Regions from separate parts of the Mus musculus genome. Here region 1 is linked to region 2. A link is a contact called in ENCODE POLR2A ChIA-PET data. All regions are on one chromosome and are shown on one strand. Each heading gives the region's core, a stretch centred on a gene start or an enhancer-like site at or near the end of the contact. The rest is flanking DNA. Distances are from core to core; before and after follow the strand shown. Region 1 holds the start of Pmf1 (polyamine-modulated factor 1). Region 2 holds the start of Mef2d (myocyte enhancer factor 2D).

Region 1 (3,948 bases), core at 1,251-3,750, 270 kb after region 2:
AAATGGTTGTGAAAGTTATCCTCCGACCTCCATACACACATAGGGAGATATAGACCAGACTTCAGGGAAATAAGCTTGGAATATTAAGGAGGTGGCTGCTCAAGGGCTATGTATTGTGTACATGGGCAAAGATGCAGTTGTCATGGGAACGGTTGGAAGACTGACTGGTACCTGGCCCTGTCCTAAGCATTCTAGGTGAGTTAGCTTATCAAGTCCTCACAGGATCCTTGTGATGACCATCCATTACCATCATCCCCAATACTCAGATGACCAAGAACTGGTAGACAGAAGCTTGTCCAAGGCCGCTCAGCTGGGATGTGATGAAGCCAGCTAGAATGTACACTCCACCATTCAGAGAAGGGAGAACCCAAGAATCTGAACTATAGAAGGGCCAAAGGGATTGAAGCAGAGACTAAGACCTGCACAGGTTGACTCAAAAGGACGGACTTGGGAGGTAAGACTAAGATGACGCAGCCTGACGAAGGCAGAAACCGTGAAGACAGAGTAAGAGGAGATCTGGACAGGCAGATCTGCACTCAGACATGAATTCTCACCACGACCAATTACCTGAACCTGCAGAGTGGGTAGGGAGTTTCTATGGCTCATACATAAAACTACTCTTTCTGTGTAGTACTGTTTCCTGAATGCCAACCAGCTTTGCTATTTCTGAGCCTGGAGGTAGAGCCCCAGGCCTCCCAGCAGCTCCATCACTGAGCCCTACCTACCACTGAGTCCCATCGCCCTCACCTCCTTGCCTTTCTTTAGTTTAAAATGCCAGCAACTGAGGCACAATTGATGTTCGCTCTTTCCTTGGGCTTAACATAACTATATAAATCACACCCTGCCTAGAGCATCCCAGGCCATAGCACTGGATCAGGATATGGTAAGACCTTAGCCCCTCAGCCTCATGGGACCCACTCCTCTGTAACAAGCTGCTGGCTGCACTGTGTCCTGGTGGGAGACCTGGCTTCTCTCTGAATAGTACTAACTGGCCTTTACCCTGGGCTCCACTAATACCACCAACCCAGTCTCTTCTGGCAGGTTCAAATGTCACAAGACACAGAAAAGGAATCCCTTGCTTGCTGCAGCTAAAGAGAAAGACTGTTTCAGAAGGTCCAGGAGACTGCCAGGACCAAAAAAAAAAAGATTTCGCTTTTGGAGAGACAAGGCAGGGGAGTGCAGATAGCAGGGCCATGTGCGACTGCATCTTTATATTGTGAAACCTAAGATTGGCACTTCTGGCAGTTGGGCCTTAGCCAGGCCAACGAAAAGGACAGCAGGGCAAGAATTTGAGGTCCACCTGAAGCCAGCATGTCCAGTCTTCCTCTAGTCACTGTGGAAGTCACTAGAGCTCTGCTGGCTGGAGCGGGAAGGCATGGGAGGTGGCGAGCACTGAGCCTATAGTCTTTTTTTTTTGAGACAAGGTTTCTCTGTAGCCCTGGCTGTCCTGGAACTCACTCTGTAGACCAGGCTGGCCTCAAATTCAGAAATCCGCCTGCCTCTCCCTCCCAAGTGCTGGGGTTAAAGGCTTGCGCCACCACTGCCCGGCTAACATTCCTTTTTTTAAAATGTTAATTTGATTCGGTCATGTTTATGTCTAGGTATTTTGCCTGCACGTATGTATTTGCACCATGTACATGCTTAATGCCCACCAGAATAGTGTCAGATCCCCTGGAAGTGGAGTTACAAGTGGGTGTGAACCACCATGTAGGTGCGCTGCAAGATCTGCAAGATCAACGAGTGCTCTTACCACTGAGCCCAGGACATTCCTGGTTATGAGGCCTGGCACACCAGCCTGTAAGGACAGCCACTCATTTCTGAGTTCGAGACCAGCTTGGTCTACAGAGTGAGTTCCAGGACAGCCAGGGCTACAGAGAAATCCTTTCTCAAAAAAAAAAAAAAAAAAAGACTGCAAGCTCAGTGCTTGCCACCTCCCGCGCGCTCCAGCCAGCAGAGCTCTGCGCTCATCTGGCGCCCTGGCGCGTTAGGTCTACGTAAGCAGATGACCTCTGGGGAAGGACGTCGGCTGCCCTAAGGCTGCCGCGGGCCCCAGGCTGCTGCCTTGCGGGACGGTGGAGAAGACAGCAACTGCAATCCGACCTTCCCTCTACTCCTCCGCAAACCGCGGCGAGAGGTTTCAGGGGAGCAGCCCTGCTCCACCGCGGCGGGTCGCCCACGTGACTGCGCCAAGCGTATCTCGCGGGACTTACGATCCTGCGACAGACCTCCCGCCACCTCTCCCCATTGGTCGCCACCTACCTCCTGTCGGCGACTAGCTTCTGGAGGAAAGTGTCTACTATGGCGTCCAGGAGTTTCACCCTGGGGATGGTCGCGTCCCCTGGCACAGCTTCCGGAGAGGAGCCCTCAGGCCCCCTTTCCGCAGCCTCGCTATCTCGGCTCACCTCAGCCATGTTGAAATTGAACCGCCAAAATAAACTGGCCCTGCAGCTCCTCCCAACAGGACCTCCGATTGGAGGCCGCGGAATGCCCGTCACGGAGCCGGATGGGGCGGGGCAGTGGCCGAGGACGAGGAATTAGTTCTCAGCTCCGGGGGGAGGGAGGGGGGGAAGGGCAGAAAACAAAACCCAAAAGCCAGAGTTTAGGGGCTCAATAAAAACTTTTAATTACATTTCAAAGATCTCATACAGTGCAACAGTGAATATTCGCAGCTAATCTCCTCGAGTCCATTTCTAGCTAATGCTGAATGTGCATTCTTTCCCATGTGCCTCTATCCAGCCCTCCTGTCTTGCCGAGTTTCTAATTTGTGTGTTGACCAATGGGTCAACATTTCTAGCTGTTTTGGTCTCCAGTTTTGGAAAAATGGCCGCCCACTGGCTCATCTTCACCAAGGCCAATCCCAGACCCTGACCTTGGGAGAGTAGGAGTTCCGACACGGGGGTGCCTTTTACCTTTATATCCAAGGTCCTTTCAAACACAAGGGGAAAGAAGGAAAGGGAGATAGGACAAGAAAGGGAGAGGCTTAAACACCGGACAAGAAAAGTCGGGAAGGAGTAACCTAAGGTATGAAAGGTGGGAGGAACCTATGTCCACACTCTGCCCCGTTAGGAAAGACCAAAGAGCAGAGCTGTCCAATCACAAAGGTCTTGATAGTGAAAGCCTGAGAGGGGCCCTTGCTCCACTGTATTGATAGGTCTTAAGGTAGAGGTGAGGAGCGAAAGGATTTAAAATGATCTGTGGGCTTCACCCTTCAGATGACTATGGGCAAGATTGAAGGGCTCTCTCAATAAAGTGCAGGAAGTGGGGCCTGGCGGCGTCCTGTAAACCTGGAACTTAGGAGGTGGAGGAAGATGAAGAGTTCTAGGCTACCCTCTGCTACATAATGAATTCAAACCCAGCCTGGGATATATGAGACCCTGTCTCAAAAAACAAACCAAAATGCTGAGACATTAGTAGAGGGCTCAGAAGGAAACAAATACAGACTACAGCGAGTAGTAGGAGGTGTGTGTGTGGAGACTGGGTCAAGTCAGGATGGAAGAATGTGGAGCAGCCGTGAGAAACATGAAGGCTTCAGTTAGCACCTTCCAATTTGGCACCATGGCATTTCCCAAGCATCTCCCAGGCTGAAGAGCAAGATCTGCCTGCTTTCTTCCCTCCCATTCCTGGATGTGCCTCTCTGCCACCAACACAGGCTCAGTAGAGGCAGGGAAGAGGGACGCTCCTGAGGAAAGCATCAATGGTTTTGGCAGTAAGAGGCTGGTAACCAGGTGGACCTGGCCTTGGGTGCCTTCCTGACTGTATTTTTTTTTTTTTTCTGTTGCCAGCACAGGGTACCATGACTGGGATGATACTTCACAACCAAGGACAAGAAAAAAAAGGATAGTTCATATTCCAGAGTCCCACTGTGAGACACCTGTTGCTATTCATCTGGGTGGCAGGTGTGCCTGTGGCACTGCTGCCTCGGGCTCAGAACCTCCGTTGTACCTCCAG
Region 2 (3,917 bases), core at 556-3,055:
ACTCCTGAGGGCTTAGCTGTCCCGGGCCCATCCTGTTTTGTTTTCCTACAAGCTGGGACCCAATGGCCTGAAGGCTGTGTTCCCAGGCCTGTTCCTAAGACGTCTTTTCCAGCAGCCCTGAATCTCTCCAGTCTCAACATTCTGCTTTTCCCGACGTCGGGAAACAGCCGGAAAAATAAACACCCTGATGACTAAACGGTTTCTCCAGCTAGAGCCTGGGGAAGCACTAAAAATAGAGGCCACAAGTGAGGGGAGGTTCCCCACGGGGAGGGCACTTTCCCATTCTGCTCCCACCATAGCCACAAGCAGGAACAAGGCTGTGTTCTCCCAGGGCTTGGGGAAGGGCAGATGCCTTCACTCAAGTCTTGGGGGCAAACCAGACTGCTCAAGGAGTACTGGCAGCTCTGTGCCCCCACCCCCCATACTACTAGGAAAACTAAGGAGCAACATTTGGGGACCATGTGTGATCCTACATAAATCAGGCTTCTGGAAGGAGGGGCAAAGTGGAAGGGTTGAAAAGGGAGGCCGAGGGACTAGAAGCCTACGTGCTTCCTGTTTAAGGAGGTACATATATGCCTCCAAGCTCTTTGCAGAATAGTCCTATTGAACTGGCCCACTATGAGCCTTTTCTGAACTCACGCAGGCCCTAAAAGGGCTCATTTTCAGCTGAGCAGCCCGTGTGGGTCATACAGTGCAACACGAGGCACTGTACTAGTCTACTGGGAACTAAACTCACACCAAATTCACAAGTTATGTACCTGGCCTTACCACCTTCAGCTTACCCAAGAGGATGGAGAGTTAAGAGATGTGCTTTGCTCTTTTCAGAAATAGTGGAAAATTTTGAACCAAAACAGTCTGACTCCGAGATTATAAATTTTCTAACCCACCACTTGTCGCCTCTTCTCATCTCTCCCACAAGAAGCCAGAACAGGGACTTTGTTCAGTAAAGCAGACCCTAGCTTGTTGAAGAACCTCTTGCTTCTGTTTTGCTAAGGCTTTGAAGTCCACGCCAGACTCTGTCATTTCCTCAAGCTCCAGGTAGAGCCAGCCGAGGACTTGTTAGTGACAGGATGCGGACAGGAAGTCTGACGGGTTAAAGGTCCAGAAGCAATGGAGCGCACAATCTTGTTGTGAAGCACTTAAAAATTCACCACGCCCAGAGGCCGTCGGGGATTTTAAAAGATTTTTTTTTTTGAGAGAGTTATATTTCTTCAAGACAAGGCTTCTGGATGTTTCCTGTGAGGCAAGGGAGGTAGTGGTTGGGGTCCCGCCCCTTTAAATTGCCCCCTCCGTAGTTAAGTGCGCTGGGGCCCGCAGGCACTAAAAGATTAGATCACCCGAGAATTATGCACTGTAGCTTTAAATGTCTGGGCGTCAACCGAGCCGGGTCAGGGGAAAGGAGGGGACCTGTCACAGGTAGAGGGAGCAGCGGAGCTCCCCAGGTAACCACGAGATAAGAGAGCGCGATCTGGCTTCGGAGCTTTGTCACACAGTAAGTGTAGGAGCTGGGGCCTACCAACACTCTTATCTCCCCAGAACTTATTTACTTAGATCCCTGCCAACTCTGGAGCTGGGGTGCTGAGGTACCCGCAGCCTCGCTCTGTCCCGCAGGCGGAGGGATCTGGGCTCCACGCGCCGTGGTCGCGCGCCCCAAAGGGGTGGGGCGCAGGCCGCGGGCAGGGGGCGGGGTTGCGTCCCAGGCCTCCCTGCCAGGCCCCGCCCCCAGCCCTGCGGGGCCCTCCCATTGGCCCCCTGCTTGTCCATCACTCTCGTCTTTTCCCCCCCTCCCATCTCGCAAGCTAGGCTGCGCGGTGCCTACGTCGGCCTCGAGTCTGGGGCTGGAGGAGTTGCCTTTGGAGCCCGAAAGGAGGAAGGAAGCAAAATATCAACAACCGTCGAGGCGGCTTGGGCGCTCGGCTGCGTGCCTGCCGCCCGCCGCCGCCGCCCCCGCGCGCACCAGGGGGTCCCGGCCCTGTGGCGCCGCCCAGGCCGCGTGGACGCGGCGCCTTCGCTGTTTCCCGTCGGAGCTGCGGCTTCGCGTAACCGAGGATTCGGCGGACCGGGCCGAGGCTCCGGGCGCCGTGACACCCCGTCCCCCCCACGGGCTGGTGAGTCACGACGCGCGTCGGCCCCTTTAAGAACCCCTCCCCCACGCCGCGCGGCCGGGCTCAGGGTGGTCTGGAGCGCGAGGGGTGTACGGGCGCCCTGGCACGAGCGTCCCGGTCCGGGCGGGGCGACGGAGGCAGTGTTGGTGCTGGGGTGTCTGCTGTGACAGCCGCGCCTGGTACCCGAGCCCCCGTCGCCTCGCGCCTTGGCGGGCGCAACGCACGTGGCTCCGGCCGCGATTTCGCGCCCGTGGGGGCCCCCTTGGTCGGGCGTGTCAGCAACGCCGGCTGGAGAACCCCTGGACAGTAGTTTGCAGCTGTTAACACCTGGCAGGACCTCTCCAGGCCTTTCTCTTGGACGGTGCGGTGCGGGCCGAGTCAGTGCGAGTGGGGTTCGAGTGGTGAGGCTGGCCCAAGGGACTACTGTGCTCCCGGCCTCCCACCTCAGAGATGGGGCAGGGAGGCCTCCCAGAGATTCCATCGAGCCCTCGGGGTTCCCAGTGGCCCTGGACTACCCAGCTTGTCCTGAGTGCCAGTTCTGCCTACGACTGACCGGCACATTGGGGCCAGGCTAGGGGAGTACAGTGGGTGGATCCCGTTCCCTCCTGCCCTACCCGTGTGAGTTTCCTCCGAGGCCTGTTTGGCTGTGTGAGTGGTGGATCTTACCCCTCCCCCTAGCCCTCAGTGGGTCTGAGCTGCCTGACTGTGGGAAGTTTGCCGTCTGGGACGGTGACCTTGGGCTGCTCTGGCCGGATCTCGGAGAGGAGCCTACTGAGTGCGCTTGGCCTTGGGAGCTGTCCACCTTCTGTTCGTCTCCCTGTATCCGCGGTAGGTATCCGCCGAGGGGAGCATTGGCGAGTTACCTGACAGTGTTCTCAGACACCCAGCTTCTGGCCTCTGGCCACCGAGCCCCAGTGCTCAGCCTGGCTGTCCCAACTCCCATGGCCTTGCCTGTGAATGAATTTCCTTCCTGCGTCTTCCAGGATGGGGGTGGGGTGGGATGATTGTGGGAGTGGCTGAGAACCTTGTTATGTAGGGTGGTTGGGGAATTCTGGAGCTTCTGTAGAGCACTTTTCCCATATACCCCAGAAATGGACACTGAGGCTTTGGGATTTCAGTGGTCATGTTCTTTGTTTGTGACTGCTGTGCCCTTCATACATAGACCCTGTGTGTGACTGCTGCGTGTACTTTTAGGGAGTCAGGAGCTTTCATTCATTCCCATACTTACCAAAGTGGTAGAGCATTTTACTTAAGGTCACACTTCAGCTTTTGTATCAGACTTATGTCTTCCCTCTTTCTGCCATATATTTCATGTAGGGAGAGACTCTAAAGATTAAGAATAAAGACACAACAAGCCTTGCTCATGCAGGCGTGAGCCTAGAGAAGAAACAGGACCCAGACAGAAAGTATGGGAAGCCTCGTGTTGGGGGATGGGCACAGGGCTTGTGCTGCCTCTGCTAAGCCCAGTGGCTGGAACAGGGTGTGGGGGACTTGGACAGGAGGCAGGTGCAGGTTGCCCATCCCCCTCTGTGTGGTGATATGGGGCTGGAGGGCCCCAGCTCTCTGCTCTGGCTCTCTAGCTTCTAGTGCACCTCCTAGGCTGGGCGATGTGACAGGCTGGCTGGCTGCCGTTATATAATCTCTCTCCAGCAGGTTTTTTTCTTTCTTCTCCTGGTCTTCCTTGGTGGTGTGTTGAAAGGTAGAGGCAGTCTCTCCAGGTTGGGAGCTGGACCGGGGGATGGGTTTAAGTTCACTGAGGCCCTGCTCTGACCCTGCTCTGGAAAGGGGCCTATGCTGCAGCATCCTTGGCCC

The links. ChIA-PET counts read pairs that join two places held with the same protein, here RNA polymerase II (POLR2A).
Region 1: POLR2A ChIA-PET joins it to region 2 with 17 read pairs in Patski. The contact joins the promoter of Pmf1 here to the promoter of Mef2d in region 2. POLR2A ChIA-PET finds 5 or more read pairs at or near these places in 2 of 5 experiments (Patski and embryonic stem cell).

Annotation. Positions count from the first base shown.
Region 1 is chr3:88,407,897-88,411,844 of GRCm38, forward strand. Pmf1 (polyamine-modulated factor 1) reads right to left here and starts at 2,501. Exons shown (of 5, transcript NM_025928.4): 1 at 2,260-2,501. The coding sequence starts at 2,411. Slc25a44 (solute carrier family 25, member 44) reads right to left here. Exons shown (of 4, transcript NM_178696.5): 4 at 2,598-3,948.
Region 2 is chr3:88,140,567-88,144,483 of GRCm38, forward strand. Mef2d (myocyte enhancer factor 2D) reads left to right here and starts at 1,806. Exons shown (of 12, transcript NM_001310587.1): 1 at 1,806-2,108.